Linked DNA regions of Homo sapiens: region 2 is linked to region 1. A link is an interaction called in ENCODE POLR2A ChIA-PET data of the cell type or tissue named here. Cell type or tissue: OCI-LY7. All regions are shown on one strand. Links, peaks and the distances in the headings refer to the core of each region. The heading gives the core; the rest is flanking DNA.

The links. ChIA-PET counts read pairs that join two places held together with the same protein. Peaks named below come from ENCODE experiments on the same cell type or tissue, not always from the same donor. Only the 100,000 strongest peaks of a DNase experiment are listed, where the experiment ranks them.
Region 2: POLR2A ChIA-PET joins it to region 1 with 6 read pairs; 1 of 35 experiments calls an interaction of 5 or more read pairs at or near these places.

Annotation. Positions count from the first base shown.
Region 1 is chr1:18,037,355-18,046,935 of GRCh38, reverse strand. It overlaps LOC105376812 (a long non-coding RNA gene), which reads right to left and starts at 3,182. Exons shown (of 3, transcript XR_947008.3): 1 at 2,381-3,182; 2 at 1,701-2,051. In OCI-LY7, for the core only: a CTCF peak has its summit at 5,058 (motif pointing right); DNase peaks (open chromatin) are centred at 5,605 and 9,095.
Region 2 is chr1:18,485,762-18,495,342 of GRCh38, reverse strand. KLHDC7A (kelch domain containing 7A) reads right to left here. Exons shown (of 1, transcript NM_152375.3): 1 at 9,369-9,581. Among named protein-coding and RNA genes, the nearest start is that of KLHDC7A, 9.6 kb to the right of the region's middle. In OCI-LY7, for the core only: no CTCF peak of the experiment used is centred there; a DNase peak (open chromatin) is centred at 3,972; H3K4me3 peaks cover 865 bases; H3K27ac peaks cover 495 bases.

The DNA.
Region 1 (9,581 bases), core at 1,117-9,116:
CCATAAATCCATCTATCTGTCTATCCACTTAACTACTAAATCACCACTCAACCAAATGCCTATCCAACCATCTGCCTGCCTTCTTACTTTTTCATCAACTATTTATCCATCTATCCATCCATCCATCCATCCATCCATCCATCCATCTATCCATTCATGTTCTATTTCCTCTATGCAAAACCCTGTTCTAGGCACTGAAAATGCAAAAACAATTGGGCAAGACCCTTTCCTTTGAGGAGTCTTCAGCATATTCAAGGGGATCAAGTGCACAAGGTGGAAAGTGCTTCTGCTACCCATGGCTTAGGGGAAGGTCTCACCTAAGATGTACTTCCTCCTGGGAAAATCAAGAAACTATTCCTGGACAAGATAGCATTTCAACTGGAATGACACAGATTGGTTAGTCTCCTGCTCCCAGCCCCAAATTAGCTCAGTTTATAGCACATATATTTCTGGAGCTCTGGGATAGAGACATAGATGAGCCGGTCATGATCTCTGCCCCCAAGATGTTACGGTCTAGTAGGGGAGAGAGATGTAGAAAGAATAAGTAATGCAATCACAGAGGACTGCAAGGCCCTGGGGCAGCAAGTGGAGGGTGTGGTTAACCTTGGTGTCTGCAGATGGCAACCAGGAAGGTGCCAGTTAAGCCTTAGCCCATGTGGCACAGACACACCTCACCTGGAATTTAGGGCATGGCTTGCAGATGTCTGCTTTTACATTCTGGAACCCAGGCCTGGCCAAATCTTGGGTTGAGCAGAAACTGCTGAACTGTAAAGGAGGGGTCGTCTGCTCCTGTTGGCATGACCTGCCATGCTTTTGCCTGTATATTAACTTTGCAAGTCAGCAAATGACCCACTGAGGGTCTTAGTGGAAGGAGCACTGGTTTTAGAGTCTGGCAGAATTTCCTTCCAATTCAGGCTCTGCTCTTTACTGAGAGTGAGACTTGGGAATCTCCACCTCCTCCTCTTCTAAATGAGGGGAACGATGCCTTCATCAAGAGGGGTGGGGCTGTGTGATGAAATGGCCCACGGTGGGAAGGCACTTAGTGAGTGCTCTCGGGCATGTGGCAGGCTCCCGGGCCGGCCAGTGCTAGCGGGTGGCTGGGCTCCTGGAGGCCTGGGGCTGGGCTGTGTGCTGTTCTGTACACAGGTCTGCACCATCCTTCCCTCTCCTCTGCCTGCCTCCACTTGGGTCAGTAGCTCGCTCCTGGGGGAGTCTCAGGGGACCTCATGCATTCACTCTTTGAGTCATTAATTCACATACGAATTGCCAGGACAGTTCTCTCTGCCAGTGACCAGCAGGGCATCTATTTCCAACCTCTCTAACCAATTATATAAAGCACTGAAATTTTCTTAAAGTACCCTCCCTCCCTGAAGTCTTCATCTCCTTCCTCCCCCCTACTTTGCAAGCTGAAATGGAATTATATATATTTTTTGCCATCATCTGCTGTAGACTATGGCTCCCAAAGAATCATGGGTAATTTCAGATGCAAATGTCCTATGCAAATCCAGCTGCTGGTTAAAATTAGGAGGAAGCCCAAGGCAGATGCAGTTGCAGGCTGTAACTGGAATCTCCACCGAGCCTTGATTTAAAATGCAAGTGACGCTGCAGGCTTTCAACACGGAGCTACAAGCTTAGTCCCAGGTCCCAAGGTTCTGTTGCTCCGTGCATGGGGTTTTGTAAAGCAAGTGTGGGTCACTTACCTGGCAGACTGGGAGCGGTTTTTCAGGCTTGTATTCCAACCCAGTGGTTCTCAACCAGGGGTGATTTTTGTCCCCCAGGGGACATTTGGCGATGTCTGAAGACATTTTGGGTGTCAGAACTTGGTAGGTGCAACTGGCATCTGGTAGGTGGACACCAGGGAAACTGCTAAACATCCTACAATGCACAGGCCAGCCCCAACTACAAAGACTCAGCGGGCCCAAAATGTAGACAGTGCAGAGGCCGAGAAACCTTCTTCAAACCTATGCCAACCCATGCCCTGGAAGTTCGCTGGGATCCACGAGAGGAAGAGAAGGTGGAGTCTTCGTTCGTTAATCAGTCATTACATTCACCTTGAAAAGAGAGTTGGATTAGTCCAAGTCCAACACAACGTTCAACTCACCATCCATTAACATCCTGATCTCACACAGCCTCACTCTTGTTTTGCTTTGTTCGATTTTTCTCCTTCTCCCTGATGCTATTGCCTGGCCCCTCCTGACTGCCCCCTCTGTAGCTCCACTCTAAAATCTCTAATATATGTCCTCAGATACGGATGGTGCCTATAAAATATATGGTGTTGTTTATTGTGCGAATGTGTTTTAATTTACATAAATTGTATTGGGCTATAGATCTCATTCTGTTGCTTAATTTTTTCACTTAACACCATGTTTTTAAGATCTACCTGAGTTGCTGTGCATTATCTCATTCGATGTTTCTGACTGCTGCAGAGTTTCTCTAGAGATGTCCGCTGTTCCAGGGGTGGACACTAGATTGCCTCCGATGCCCCACCATGTGGGTGACCCACTGGGACCACGTGAGTGTTTCCCCGGAGTCTCCCCAGGAGTGGGATGGTGGGGTCAGAAGGCGTGCAGTACTTCATTTCCCTGAATACTGACAGGTTTCTTCGAGGACACTGGTACTCAGCACATGGCATTATCCAAATTTCTCATTTTTTTTCCAACCTGATTGGTATGACATTGTTGTTTCCATTTGGGAAAGGAAGATGGAATTTTAAAAAGCATTTTCTAGGACCTAAGAATGAGAAGTCATCTTAAGAGTGAGCTAGTCCTGGGGACCTAAGGCTCCGCCTACTTACAGATGAAGCAGCTGAAGGCCAGAGAGCTCTAGGTGCACAAACTTAGGAAGCCATTCATTCTTCAAATGGTAAATAATTACCCGGAGTCTTCTCTGAGTCAGGGCCCCTGCATTCAGGACAGGGTGGTAAACAATAGAGACATGTTGCCATCCCTTGAGGAGCATATGCATGAGTGGGGAGAGAGCAAACCATTGCAGAAACAACTCATTAAATGCCACTGTGATTAGTGCTACAGAGATGCACAAGATGCTGCATTGGAGTGGGGAGGATGGGGTGCGGTGGGGGATGTCAGAGAGAGTTTCCCCAAGGAAGGGACATTTAGGCTGTGACGTAAGGGATGACAAGAATTCCCCGGGTGATGGGGGAGCGAGTTGTCAGGCTTCTCAGAGCCTTGGTCTCCTATGTATTGATGAGATAACATACATGGGCCATGTAGCTAATGTGAGATAAACATAGTGGCTGGGCACTGTGTTAGGAGCTGAGAGATGAAGCTGATGAGATCAGGAGCCCAGCCCTCGACAAGTGATGAGCTCACAAACAGGGGTTCCATTGCTGGAAGCCATGTACAAAGGTGAGGACACTAGGGAGCTGAGAAGCTGCAGGGATGGGTGGTACAGATGGGTGGGGTGGAATTGGGGAGAGGGGTGATGGGGATGGATGGGACAGTGCAGGTTAAGTGGAAGTGAAGTGGGGTCAGATGTCTCTTTCTGAGGGACCCAAGGCAGTCAGAGAATTCAGACTAGATGCGGGGACCAAGCTTTGAAAGCAACACAGTAAGCATTGAAAGTAGGGAAGGCTCCTCTGCGAGACCCCTTGGCACAAGTCTGGGGATGGGTAAGAGGTGCCAGGTTTGGTGACTGCAGAATTGAGAGTGAAGAGGACTTCTGCGTCGGAGCTTCCTGTGCTTATGTAGGTCCTCCTTCCCCTATTTCACTGGGGACTTCCCTGTGAAACAAGAGCTGGAGCTTTCTCCTCAGCCTGGGAGCTCTCAGTACCTAGGAGGTCATGGGCTCTGTCCTCCACCACCTCATCAGGCCATCAGGTCCTAATGTCTGGGTTCTCCCTGCAGCCCTGTGCTCATCAACCTGGGAGTTCCCTTAAGGTGGCACCTTCCTTCCCTGGGTTTACAAAGAGCTGGGCGTCTGCTGCTGTGCCAGGAGGGCATCACTGCCCCAGTGATTCTGCTGAGTATCTGGTGGGCGGTGTCCTTATCCAGGCAGCTTTGTAGCAGCTTTGAAGGGGCTGACAGAGGTTACTGTTCTGTACCCTCCTCTTTACCCTGCCTGCCACAATTTATAAACGTGCCTCTTTTCTAGAACTACACTGACCCCAGAACCTCAACAATTCCCCATCTTAATCTTTTTCCTGGGCACGAAGATGCCCTCTGAGGCCTTGGGGCACATGAAACATCCTTTTCCCCTCCCTGTTTTGAGAGGGAATCCCTGATGGGCCAGGCGCGGTGGCTCACGCCTGTAATCCCAGCACTTTGGGAGGCCGAGGCAGATGGATCACTAGGTCAGGAGATCAAGACCATCCTGGGTAACATGGTGAACGCAGTTTCTACTAAAAATATAAAAAAAAAATTAGCAGGGCTTGGTGGCGGGCGCCTGTAGTCCCAGCTACTCAGGAGGCTGAGGCAGGAGAATGGCGTGAACCCGGGAGGCAAAGGTTGCAGTGAGCCGAGATCACGCCATTGCACTCCAGCCTGGGCGACAGAGCGAGACTCTGTCTAAAAAAAAAAAAAAAAAAAAAAAAAGAGGGAACCCCTGATGGCCCAGCCTCTGAGAGCAGACCTCATTTTGGAGAGCCCAGGAGCAGCAGCCCTGACGGGCTTCATCCCCCCTTCCCCAACCTGATCCGATTTTCTCCTTCAGGCTTAGATGAACAGGGTGGGACGCCCTGCCTCTGGGACCCATTGGCGTCTCTGTCCCTTCCCACCCCCGCGGGGGCCCCTGCCTCCGCCTGCACAGGGTACTGTCTTCCCAGCTCTGGTCTGCGCTCTATCTGCATACTTATCAGTCCAGGAGCCTGAGGCCAGTAGACTTCAAAGACTATATAAAATGTGTTTGTGATTGTGTGTGTGTGTTTTTAATATCAGCAAACTGTATTTTCAGGGAGAGAAGGCCAGAGCCACAGAAAGAAAAAACAAAAAAAACACCCAGGAAAAAGATTGTGGTTGTGAGGGAGGGGGGACTTACTGCTGAGAGTGGGAGCCAGGTGGCTGGTTTTGAAGCAAGCCTGGGTACATTCAGTGCACCAGGAGGTGGCGGTGTCCAGGCCCCTCTCTATTCCCAGATGAAAGGCAGGGAAGGATGGAAATTCCAAGCTTGCAGCAGGGACTGCCCTTGGAGCCAAAATTCACCTCCAATTTCTTAAGGGCTCTGGGTTAAGATCACAGGCCGTGAAATCCAACAGCCAAGAGCCCTGGTGACTAGCTGTTTAAAACGTGACTGGTAACGGAGCCCAACCTCAGGGTTGTTGGGGGAATTTACTGGGATGACAGCTGGGAAGAGTTTGGTGAGTGATAGGCTATTTTTGGAGAATGCAAGCTGAATGAGGGTTTCCTCGTGTCACCTTGATTCCCCAAGACAGGGAGGGACGGCCTAATCAGAGGCATCAGTCCCTGACTTATCTCCAAGATGGGCTCTTAGTGAGGGGTTTTAGACACCAGGCTTGGGGTCTTTGGCTCAGCTCAGTGGCAGAAGACCATTCAACTCAATACCAACTTGGCTAGAACCAACCCTAGGAGGCTAGATGCCCCACTGCAGGCTGTACACTAGGAAAAGGAAGTGAAACTTTACGAGGACAGACTGTACAGGGGGAGGCTTACCACGACGAGGACAGACTGTACAGGGGGAGGCTTACCACGCACCATCTCACTGCACCCTCACCATTATCCTGAGGGGCAGGCAGACCTTGTGGTTCCTGTTTTTCTAGATGAGGTGACCCAGGCTCAAGAGACGGTTCCCAGGATACAATGGGAGCTCCAAGCACCCGCCCCTCCAACTTTCCTACCAGCTCCCTTCTCTGCCTTCTCCAAGTCCTGCCCCTCCTTCAAGTGTATTCCAGTGTGGAGTTGTTCAAACCTCCAAAGGCAGCAGGGGAGATGTTCAGGCTGAGGAATGTGGGAATGCTGAAAGAGCACGACAAAAACCAAGCAGGGCTCCACCATCACCCGATGCTGGGGCCTGCAGTGGCTGTGAGTGACGGTTGACGACCCACTGCAAAGGCTTTATCTCTGATAAGGCTCTTTCTGAGCTCCTCCATGACCAGGGAAAAGGGAATTACCTTTTTGGTGTCCTGAAGAGGTAAAGAAAAATCTGCTTGGCCTCTCTCTTTTAGGTGTGAGGTTTGATTCTGTGCAAAAGACAGCAGGAGCTCCATGGCCAGCTGATACTTACCTTTTTGTGGGGGATGAAGGTAATGTGATTTAGAAGCCAAACATGGACCAAAGCTACCTGCCCCTACCCACAGCTGCTTACAGGTATTTGCAGGACCAGGCCAGGCATGAGTGGAGGGGGCACTGCATCGATCAGTGGCCAGGCTTCCACGTGGACTGGAGCTGGAGAGAGGGGACCTGTGGCTCAGAGGCCAGAGGCCTGGTTAAAGGAATATTATTAATCCCATAGACAATGAACAACCATCAAAGGATCAAAGGTCTTTGAGCACTTATGTGGCATTTTTAAAAAGTAGAATGTAGGAACTTTTACTAGAACGACTGGATAAGGTTGCCAGATTGGGCAAATAAATGTACAGGATGAATAATTTTTTAGTACATGTTATGTAGCATGTGATATTTGTGCATGCAATACTTGGAACATGCTTATAAAATTATTTACCATTTAATCTGAAATTCAAACCTAATTGGGCATCCTGTTTGTGTGTTTATCTGACAATTCTAACTAGAAAGGAAAAAGAAGACAGAGAAAGGGGAATTAGAGAGTTAATGTTTTTTGGCTGGGAGAGGTGGCTCACGCCTATAATCCCAGCACTTTGGGAGGCCAAGGCAGATGGAATCTCTTGAGGCCAGGAGTTCGAGACCAGCCTAGCCAACATGGTGAAAACCCATCTCTACTAAAAATACAAAAATTAGCTGGGCATGGTGGTGTACACCTATAATCCCAGCTACTTGGGTGGCTGAAGCATGAGAATCGCTTGAACCCGGGAGCCAGAGATTGCAATGAGCCAAGACCATGCCACCGCTCTCCAGCCTGGGAGCAAGACTGTCTCAAAAAAAGACAAAGCAAGACTCTGTCTCAAAAAAAAAAAAGTATATAGTTTTGTTTTGTGTTTTTTTTTTTTTTTGGTATTTTATTCAGTATTTTATTAATTTTATTTTATTTTCTGGAATTTGCATTAAACATGATATTGCCTCTTGAATTATTGTTATAACTATATCTATCCATCCTGTCCCTCCATCTTTCCTACCAGCCCCCTTCTCTGCTTTCTCCAAGTCCTGCCCCTCCTTCAAGTGTATTCCAGCCTGGGCTTGTCCAAACCTCCCAAGGCAGCAGGGGCGGCATTCAGGCTGAGGAACACACATATGCTCTCTGTCTCCCTATTTCTCTCTCTTTCTGTCTCTCTTAGTCTCTCTCTCTCTCACACGCACACACAAAAATCATGGATTCTTATGTCTGGTCATTCAACAAATATGTGTCAAGTATCTATTATGTACCAAGCACTTTGCTAAGAACTAGAAATAGTCTAGAAATGAATTCAAGAGAATATCTGGAAATAGGCTTGTCTTTGTATTTCTGTAGTGCAGCTCCATCTCTCTCTCTATTTACCTTTGCAAAATATGCACATATTTATGCATTTATTATATGTGCATGTATACTTATGTATGCATACAAATATGTACATTATGCATCATGGAGCTCGCTAGGGGTGGGTGGCATGGGGTGCCCAGTTCCAAATGGCTGGCCACTGGTATTCTAAACCAGCCATTGCACCAGCACTTCTCTGTTACCTGCAGATCATCACATGCATTCACATATATGGCCTCACTTAATTTTCAGAGACCCTGCACTAAACAATGAGACAGACTCAAAGGGGCTATGAGACTTGCTTAAGGTCACACTGCTAGGAGATAGAAGAGCCTGAATATGAACCAGGTCCTGGGTCTGGAATATAATGGGCACCCAAAAAATGCCTGGCAGCTGACCAGCATATCAGGACTCACAGATTCCCAAGGTCATTGTGTTTCTGCTGTGTTGCATAACCCCAGGTGGCTGTCTCTGTATTTCTTCCTTGATGTCCTCCCTTGACTGCCTTCATCACCATGTTTTATCAAGATATAGTTTGAATTTTTTAAAAGAGCAGACCTTCTCCTTGGATGATGCTGACTGGCATTGCTCCTTCATCCAGGGCTGTAGTTTTGCTACAGTGGGTGTCTGAAGTAGGATTTGGATGTGCAGCAGCGAAGAGAGGCTGGATCTGCTAGGCGAAGCCTAATGCTTCTGGGGCCCAGAGCAAGATAAATAAATCCAGGGAAATGGATCATCCAGGCGAGGAGCTTCTAGTTCCCAGTTCTTGGGAGAGACAGAGAGGGATGATCCATTTGAAGAGGAGAGTGGAAGACATCCCTGAACAGCCAATTAAACCACTTTTAATGGTTTTGAAGAATATATGTTCAAGTTCCAAACCAATCTCAAGACTTAGTGAAGCAGAGATAACTGGGGCTTTGGCCGTGCAAGATAAACTAGCAAAATCTGAAATGCAGGCAATCCTGTTTTACATTAAGGCAAGTGAAAATCAGCATGAATTCAGGTCCTTCTCTCATTGCTGTTTGATGCATGGTTACCCACGAGAAAATGCTCCAGCATTCAGGAGACAGCCTGGTGCAGAGAAGATACCGAATGAATGAATGAATGAATGAATGAATGAATGGGTGAATGAATGAACTGTTTGCTCTGAGGCTCTGATCATTACAGCCAGAGGACAGAGCATAAGCTGCTTAGGGGATCCAATAAGGAAAGTGGATATTTGGGATTAAAGAGGGAGATGTGGACAGTACTTCGATTTATTCATCGATTTGTAAAATGCAATATTAAGCAATTAATTTCACAAGTGCTTATTTAACTTGTGTAAACTGGGATTATGCCAGAAGGGAAAGTTTTTGCATATCAGGAAGATATCTGGCCCAAGGTACAGGTTACCAGGCACAGAAAGGTGTCACTCTTATTTCAGAAACAGCCAAGCATGGAATCCATCTGTGGGTGGAGTCACCTCCCTTAGGAGGAGCTTGTGGTCAAGGCAGGTGCACCTGCCACACCTTTTTCCTGTATCTGCAGCTCTAATGATTTCCTATCTTCCCTATGTTCATTCTGTGTGGTTTCATGGCTCAGCCCCAGGTGTCAAGAGTTCAGCTGCCTTGGTTCAAATTCTGACACTACCACTTCCTTGGACAGACTATTTAACCTTTCTGAGCATCTGCCTTCTCATCTACAAAATGGGCACAAGCATAGTAAACACTTCCTACGGTTAATGGAAGAATTAGACGAGGCGAGGCGTATAAAGTGATACTCGCCACCTTGGCTGTATATTAGAGTTACCTGGAGAGCATGAAAAAAAATGCCAGGGTCCGGTTTTCACCCTAAACCAATTAAAGCAAAACATTTGGGGAGCAGGACTCAGGTGTCAGGATCTTTTCTATCTCCTGATGTAGCTGCATTTGCAGCTGAGGTGTGTACCACCCTTGTAAAGTTCTTAGCAGAGTGTCTGGTATCTAGTAAGCACTTAATAAACATGAGTTATTGTTATCATTCAGTACCTATTTATTGAAACC
Region 2 (9,581 bases), core at 533-8,532, 450 kb before region 1:
CTGGAGAAATGTCTGGTCCTAAGACTGGGCTGGAAATACAGAAGATGAGTCTGCGTCAGAGTAAGAAAATGCTAAAAAGAAATCAGTGAGGGTGTACCAAAAGGACAGAGGTGCCAACTGAAAGAGCTCCTCATGGCCCAAACTAGATAATCTGATTAAGGAATTAAACAATGTAGTATTGCAGTATAACTCAAAGTATAAAGAAAATATCTATGATATCTGTATCTATAATATCTATGAGTCTGTACTGATATAAATAGATGATTGAATAAGTAAATAAATAAGGAAGAATAGATGAATCTGCCACAGAGACGAGTTCCAAATAATTTTTGTAGATACTCCCTGCATCAAGGAGGCAGAACATGACACTTCACCCTATAAGCTGCAAACAGTGACTTCCTTCTCTAGGGTAGAGTATGGCAAGGGGAAAAAAGAATAGGTTCACAGCAGAGAAATGTGGCAAACACCACCTCAGCCAGGTGATCAAGGTCCGCATCAACAGTAATAAGTTGTGTTAGTAGCATGCACTCTTAATATCATATGAGGAGAAGGGCACTTTACCTCTGTGGTCTTCCTCCTAAAACCCGTAAGCCCAGTCAAGAAACCCATAACTCCATGAGAAAAACATCAACCAAAACCATGTTGAAAAGACAGTCTACAAAACACTTGACCAGCAGTCCTCAAAACTGTCAAGAACACCAAAAACAAGGAAGCTCTGGAAAACTGAGGAAGGAAATGAGATTTAGCTCTAGGGGTGGGGCTCGGACACTAGACCAAATTGAGGACTAGCTAAAACAGGTCAGGGTGGAAGCAGCTTTCTGTAAGATCCGCCCATCAGTGTGCCTTGTCAGTTTACCATGGCCACCTGGAAGTTACTACCCATTTCCATGGCAACAACCCAACAACCTGGAAGTTGCCACCCTTTTTCCTAGAAATTTTTGCATAAACCACCCCATTTTCTTTTTTGAGGTGGAGTCTTGTTCTATCGCCCAGGCTGGAGTGCAATGGCATGATCTTGGCTCACTGCAACCTCTGCCTCCCGGGTTCAAGCTATCCTCCCACCTCAGCCTCCCAGTAGCTGAGATTACAGGCATGCCCAGCTAATTTTTGTATTTTTAGTAGAGATGGGGTTTTGCCATGTTGCCTAGGCTGGTCTGGAACTCCTGACCTCAAGTAATCCACTTACCTCAGCTGGGATTACAGGCATGAGCCACTGTGCCCTGCCAAACCACTCCATAATTTGCATGTAATTAAAAGTGGGTATACATATGAGCACAGAGTTGCCTCTGAGCTGCTACTCTGGGTGCACTACCTATGGGGTAGCCCTGCTCTGCAGAGAGCATTCCCGCTGCTGCTGCTGCTGTGCACTGCTGCGTCAATAAAAGTTGCTGTTTATCACCATTGGTTCACCCTTGAATTCTTTCCTGGGTGAAGAACCCTCCCAGGATAAGCCCCAACTTGGAGGTTTGCCTGCCCTGTATCAAAACCATCACTACCAAGAAAAGCCTAAGAAGACATGACAACTAGAAGTAATGCAGTGTCTTGGATGGAACACTGGAGTACAAAGGACATCAGATAAAAGGGAAATCTGAATCAAGTATGGACCTTAGTTAATCATAATGTATCAATGCTGGCTCCTTAGTTGTGACAAGTGAACCATCCTAATGCAACATGTTAGCAATAGGGCAGCGGTCCCCAGCCCTTTTGGCACCAGGGACCGGTTTCGGTTTCGTGGAAGACAATTTTTCCATGAACTGGGGTGGCAGGGGATGGTTTCAGGATGAAACTGTTTCACCTCAGATTGCCAGGCATTAGATTACCATAAGGAGCATGCAACTCAGATCCCTTGAATGCACAGTTCACAATAGGGTTCGTTCTCCTATGAGAATCCAGTGTTGCTGCTGATCTGACAAGAGGCAGAGCTCAGGCAGTCATGCTCACTCGCCCATCGCTCACCTCTTGCTATGCGGTCTGGTTCCTAACAGGCCATGAACCAGTACCAGAACCCCAACAGGGGTTGAGGACCCTTGCAACAGGGGAAACTGGGTGTGGGGTATGTGCGATGTATTATCCTTGAAACTTTCCTGTACATTTAAAACTATTGTAAAATAAGATATTTATTGTAAAAATTAAGTAAACAAAATCTGCTGAAGGCTTCTCAGTGGACTAGGAATAAAATTCACCCTTCTTATCTTGGCTGACAACACCTGTGTAACCTGGTCTCCTATCCCCTCTCTGGCCACATTGGCCTTCACTTGGGCTAGGACACAGGGCCTTTGCTCTTGGTGTTCCCTCCCCTAGAGTGCTCTTCCTCTTGTGCCTCTCTCTCTCTCTCATCTTCCCTCCCTCCCTTTCCCCCACCCCACACTTCCTCCCTCTTGGCCAAGTCCTCCTTATTGTTCACATCTCAGCTTAAATGCCACCTGTTTGGGGAAGCCACCTTGAGAAATATCTTAAGTGTACCCCCGCTGTCACTCTCCACCCCAGCATTACATTTGATTCCTGCGCTGAATCTGTGCCAATCTCCCATCATTTTCTGTAATTGTTCACCTGTTTATTTCTCAGCATCCCTAGCACAATGGGCTCAGCCATTCACAACAGTTCCCCTGGCACCTTGCAAGTAGTACTGGTTTAATGAACATCTGATGGATGAAGGGTGGAACCCATGCCTGTCAATTTGACAGGCAGATGTGCTAGCCTTGTCACTCCCTTTGTGGACCTTGCTGCCTCTGGAAACCTTCCCTGATGCCCACTTTGCACCCAAGCCTTGGTCTTTCAATCCTCCATACTCCCATTCATCCCTGTGGTTAAAGCAACGTGATGCTTCTTAAATACAGTCCCTGTCCTGGGTGTCAAACAACCTTGAAGCGATTCTTACTCCATGATCGTAGTTACTTAGTTCCACGTACCCAAAAGTGCCTGTCATTGCATAATTAGGATGCACGATGGAACAAAATCATCCCCATGTTTTATACCTCTATCATTTCCAACCTATATTTTTGTTACAACACCAAAAGTAATTCATGTAGCGAGAGGATGGAGGGAGTACCTGGAGAACAGAGAGGGTGATTTTCCTTTTGTCTTTCCCCATGGCAATAAGGAGGGAGCGCTGGTGACTTAGAGAAGAAAGCTATTCATCATGTCCTCTGGAGAGAGCAGATTCTCTTGCCCTGGAGCATCCTACTGAGCTGGGTGCCGCGTTGTTTGTGGAACTTTCCAGAATGAATGAAAACCAGTATGTCTTTGTGCTTAAGGCACATTTCCAATTTTCTGTGCTGACTGAGCAAAGAACTTCCTCATCCTCGTGAAGGATGCTTTGCAAAGTTAAAGACAACTTTTACTTATGGAGGGAGCGGGAGACAGAGGGGTATCCTTTAATGCGTGCAGAGTTTCAGCCTGGGATGATGGAAAAGGAGATGGATAATGACGGTGGTTGCATGACCATGTGAAAGTCCTTATTGCCACTGAAGTGTGTACACTTAAAAATAGCAAAAGTGGTAAATTTTATCTTATGTATAAGATCCCATTTTTTATTTTTAAAATTATGGGTAATAAGAAACTGGAAATAAAGAAGTCAAAACAATAACAAATTATTTCTGGGAGGAAATGATTTTTACTGTCTTCTTGGGCTTCTCTGGATTTTTCCAGTTGCATATTCTACAATAAATGTTTGTGTATCTTTTGTAATCACATACAACACAAATAGATGCACTGTTGTGAATGCACTTAATGCCACTGAATGGCATGCTTTTAAAAGTGGTTACAATGGTATGTTTTGTGTTATATGTATTATGCCACAATAGTGTTTTTTTAAAAAGACAATCTGTACGAAAGACATTACTTGCCTGGGCTTTTTGAGGTTGATATTGTCCTAATTTGTCACCATCTTCCACCATCCACCCCACTGTGTCATCCAGGGGAGAGAGACCAAATTTAGGAACTGAAAGCAAGTGGTCAAAAGGTACCGGATATGGGTTTAAATGTTTCTGGGTACAACTGAGGAAGCTAAACACTTAACCCCAGGGTGTGGGTGGTGCCTGATACTGGCTCCCTCAAATCTGATTCTATAACAGGAGTTTTTGTTTTGTTTTTAAAAGGATTCACTCAGAACGTATTCTGATTCAAGTTGAGGCCAGGTTAAAGCTGACCCTCATTTTATCTACAAAGTGAAGATTGCTGAATGTGATCATATAAACATGATTGCAGGAGAAAGAATCAAAAATCTTTAGAGGATAAACTGTTTTCAAGAACACAAAGAAACCACATCACTTTGACACTCATTGCAAATAAGATACATTATATCTGTGTAGTGTTTTTAACCTTCTAAAGTATATTCATGGTTTTTATTTATTGTACTACCAAGCAAGTCATGTGGAAGTGGCTTTTCTTTTAAGATAAAAGATCCCAGAGCCCATCTGAATGCCACTTGGAATCGTCTAGGAGCTAGTGGAGGATTGTCGGTGCCAGTGTAGGGCTGTCTGTGGTGTGAAGCCCTCAAGAAGGTAGAGGGGGGCAGGTTTGAGGGGAAAGAAGGGTGCAGCTCCTCTATGGTCTCACAAAGGGAGGAGGAGTAGGTAGGAGCACCAGCCAGGAAGACTGGGGTGATATTATTATAGGGATGTTATCAAGGTAGGTAGTGCTGGTGGAAACTGGGGCTCAGTCCTACCAGGAAATCTGGGAGCCAGTGCAGAACATGAACCTAGGAGTTATCTCACTCCAGGGTTGAGGGAGCTGGGGTATTTACACACCAACTCCTGCCTGTCATTGGTTCGGGGATCCTCTAGGTAGCAACAATCCCCAGGTAATGGCAACAGAACACCTTTCAGCAGCGGGGAGGCTCTTGGGGGCAGAGTGCAGGTGCTCTATCCCAAGATAGTTGGCCGATAGAGTGGCTGTGCTCAATAGGTGTCAGTGATTGCTTTTCAAGGAGCTAATCTCTTGATCTTTTTGTAAAGATGCTCCTCTGAGGTGGCTCAGAGTTTTCTCCCTGTAGACATTGGTTCCTGGGTCATGGAAAAGACCTAGCTGAGGGCTAGCACCAAGCCCCTTGGCCAGGCAGGCACCCAGAGGGTCCCCAGTGCCCTAGTCTGGCTAGACCAGAGCCAGGGCCCTATGGCTGAATAAGGAAGAACCCAGGATTTGGAGTCAGGCAGACCTGGGCGGTGGAGGTGTGGGGTAGGTCTCCCAGCTCTTCTATCTTATAGGCATGTGACCCTGGGAATGAGATTTCACTTTCTTGAACTCTAGTTTCCTCAACTGCAAAGTGATGAGATATCACAGGATTGTTGTGTCACTTACCTATTGTGGTGTTGCAAACCATTCCAAAATTGACTGGCTTAAAACCACAACTATCTATTTCTCTCATGAGCCTGTGGATTGGCAACTGGGGCTGGGTTCAGCTAGGTGGTTCTTCTGCCAGTCTTGGTTAGGTTCTGCCAGTCTTGGTTGGGTTCTTTCAGGTATCTGTGGTTGGTCAGCTGGTGGTCAGTGGCCTCACTCACAGGTTGGGGGTTTGGCTGGCTGTTGACTGGGGTAACTGGTAACTGGCTGTTGACTAGGGTAACTGGTCTATGGGTCTCTCATCATCCCACAGCCTAGGCTGGGCTTGTTCACATGGCGGCAGTCTCGTGATTTCTAAGAGCCACAAGAGAGCACATCCAATGCCCTAGCAATTTTCAAGCCTCTGCTTATGTCAAATTTGTTACTGCCCCACAGTGGCCAAAGCAAGTCACATGACCAGATTCAAGACATGGAAAAATTGATGGGAAAGAGAGAATTTGGCCAGAGACAATATAAGTAAAGCTCTTATTAGTCTTGTGTTTTATAAATGTATTGACAATGATTACATGCCTTATTCCAGTTTTTTAGCAATAAAAAGTAGGTGTTATAATTACTAATAATCATTAAATCAATAGGTAATTTTTGTGCAGGGTCCTGTCTCCACTTCCTCTTCTATATCACGAAGATAATTGCTCTGTCAGACAGTGATGTATTGAGGGAAGAGTGAGGGAAGAACAGTAAAGTATTTGCACAGAGCCTGGTGAGAGGAACTCTATTTATTATGGTATAAAATTTGCGTCTCCTCCCTGCACACAAAAAAGCAATGCAAACTTGATCGCTTTTTCATTTTTGTTTTCACATCTCACATTTCAAAAAACCCCAGGGTCAGAGCTGTTTGTGGAGACTTTCCTCCAGGCTGTCCTTTCTTCTCGCTCCCTGAAGTTACCTCCTCCCTTTGTGTTTCATGCTCTGCCTTCTGCCCCAGCCTAGGGGCTGCTCCTGGCTGAAGCCACAGCTTCAGGAGGATCCGAGGGGCACCCTAGGGCCACAAGGCCCTTTCCAGTAAGGATTACAAAGATGGGAAGTGCCGGCTGCTTCTGTCTGTGGCCTTTAATATTTGCAGCTCAGACACAGCCCAGCATACTCCCAGTTCCCCCAAGTGGTGATTTCTCCCAATCTGTGAAAGAAGGGAGCCCCCTCCATCTCGCATTTTCTCAGGGTTCCCAGGGGCCTCTGAGCAGCTTCTGAAGCTCCACAGCTCCGACTGACACCCCCTGGAAATTGCTTAATGCTTTCAGCCTGAGGAAACTCAAATCAGCCAGTCAGTCAATCCTGAACTACTCTGGAAGAGCAGAGTAGAGTCTCACAGTCTCAAAACCTGGATGGTCTAAAATATGAGTAACTTTTATGTTGAGCATCCCCTGCCCCAGACCTTCTGAGACAAGAATCGGCCGCTGCAGCTTAATTCTCAACCTTCCTCCTCCAGGGCCAGGATGAAAGAGAGCAGGAGGTGGTGGGGGTGGTAAAAGAAAACCTCCTCCTCTGAACTGGCTTAGGGCAGCCCCGCTGCAGGCGACAACTGTTCTTCCAAGACCTACTTTAACAAATTTTTATTTTTATTTTACTTTTATTTATTTTTATTTTTTGAGACAAGGTCTCACTCTGCCACCTAGGCTCGAGTGCAGTGTGGCATGATCTCAGCTCAAGGCAACCTCTGCTTCCCAGGCTCAAGTGATCCTCCCACTTCAGCCTCCCAAGTAGTTGGGACCACAGGCACACACCATCACGCCTGGCTAATTTTTGTATATTTTGTAGAGATGGGATTTTGCCACATTGCCCGGGCTGGTCTTGAACTCCTGGGCTCAAGCAATCCTCCTACCTTGGCCTCCTAAAGTGCTGGGATTACAGGCATGACTGCAAGTAGTACAAGATGTAGTAGTAGCAGTTCCTGGGCCGGGAGCTTTCCCTCTATTATTTTGTTAGTTCTCACAGTATCTTCTTGAGGCTGGCAGTGGCAAACCCATTTTACAGATGCAGGTATTGAGGATTAGAGAATTTAAGAATATGTCCTTTGAGTTCAAAGTTCAAAGATGGAGCACAATTGATTGGTGTGGGTGGAGACAGGGTCGGAGGCAAGGCTGATGCTGGGTCCTGGCCTCCACTGCCTCAGCATAGAGGAGTGGAGAGAGTATTGCATGCAAGGCAGTAAGGCTGGATTCAAGCACTTTTTTTTTTTTTTTAAAATAGAGTCTCACTTTGTCGCCCAAGCTGGAGTGCAGTGGCTCAACCTTGGCTCACTACAACCTCTGCATCCTGGGTTCAAGCGATTCTCTTGCCTTAGCCTCCTGAGTAGCTGGGATTACAGGCGTGCACCAACATGCCCAACTAATTTTTGTATTTTTAGTAGAGACGGGGTTTCACCATATTGGTCAGGCTGGTCTTGAACTCCTGACCTCAAGAGATGCTCCCACCTGGGCCTCCCAAAGTGTTCAGATTACAGGCATAAGCCACTCTGGCTGGCCTTGGATTCAAGCACTTTTAATGAAAACAGAAAAGGTCTTTGGATTTTGCCATGAAGGCAAATTTCATTAAATTCTCTGAGCCTCAGCTTTCTCACCCGTAAAATAGGGTTGTTGTGAGGATCAGTGAGGAGATGCATATAAAAGCACGCAGAGGAGAGCAGGGGCCCAGTGAATGTGGTGCCCCTGGATGGCCCCTCCAGCCAGCCTTGCCTCTCTCGCCGTAGGCTTCCAAGGACAGCTCTGTCCTACAGTCACAGAGGGGCCAGGCCCCAGCCCTAGGCAAATGCTATGGCTTCTGTGGTTGTTTCAACAACTCTACCATTGCAGACGGGACCTAGACTGGCATTCTCTTGTAAATATTGATGAAGGCCCCAGATAGGGAGGAATAAGAAAACAAAGGACGTTTTATTTGTGATAGAAAGAGAACCCAACAGAAAACAAAAATCTACAGGCAGGCCCAACAGGAGGGGAGATGTTTAAATAAACCTTGATACATTCACTCCATGGAATATTGTGCAACTATTGAAATGATGTTTACCTAGGATTTGTAATAACACGGGAAAATGCTTATTATAAAATGCTAAGTGAAAAAAGGAAGAAACGGAATTGTATATTTAGCATAATCGTACCTAAGCAAACATCAAGCCAAACAAAAACTTTGCACAGAAGAAAAAGACCAGAGGGACACACACCACAGTAGGGGGTGTCGTTGAGTGGCAAAATTGGGGAGATTTTTAATACCTTTCTCTATTTTTTTTCTATAATGGGCATGGTTGGTTTAAAGTGGAAAGCGACCCAAATTTAATTTTTTTTTGTTTTTCTGAAGAAGAAAGAATTCCTATTGGAAAAGCAAGAAGCCAAGTGACACAGATGTCACTCTGAGGCTAAGGGCAGGAGGCCAACAGACCCCAGGCTATTAAGTAAAGTCAAGTAGAAATCTGAGACTCTGGCCCCATGAAGTCGTCTCAGCTGCACACCTGAGTATAGGGTCTGCAACATTCTGGTAACGACACTGGCTCTCACTCCTATATGTTGTAAATGTAGGTGTAATTGAGTTTTTTTCCCTTACAACAAAGGCTAAACAGAATAGCTGGGCCCCTGTCCTTCTTCCTACCCCAAGATGGCGCTCCTCGGAAGCAGCCCGGCTCTCCCTGGTGGGCACAGGGAGCAAAGTCCTTCTGGCTGCAAGGCCACCCTTCCGGTTCCCTGGACCAGTCCTGGTCTGTGCATCTCCCAGATTTCCATTCAGGTCCCTGTTCAAATGTCATCCTATCAGGGAGGCCTGATCACATGATTTAAAAGAGCAACCCCTTTCCTCCGGCACTCAGGATCCCATGTCCCTGCCTCAGCTTTCTCCTTAGTGTATATGCAGCCTAGGTACTAGGTTCTATGTATTTCCTTTTAAAAGTGTCCATTTTCCTTTGCTAGAATGTGAGCTCCATTAAGGCAGGGATCTGCTGCATCTCCAGCACCTAGAACACTGCCCAGTCCAAATATTCTGTAAATGTTTATTTCAGGAGTGAATGAATGCATCCTGATCATTTTTTTTTTTTTTTGGTGTGTGTACATATTTAGTTTTATTGTAACAAAGCAACTTGTATACTTTTAATGTTTAAAACAGAGCATCATCTTTCCTTTCCAGTGAAACAAAAAGAAAACTTAAAAATAAACAGGAACAAAATTACAATAGAGAATGTCAATTCCAAATAAGATGCTACGGGTTCCGCTGATGCTCCCATTGAGTGGCAGGACTCAAGCCATCATTAGGAAAGAATTTAT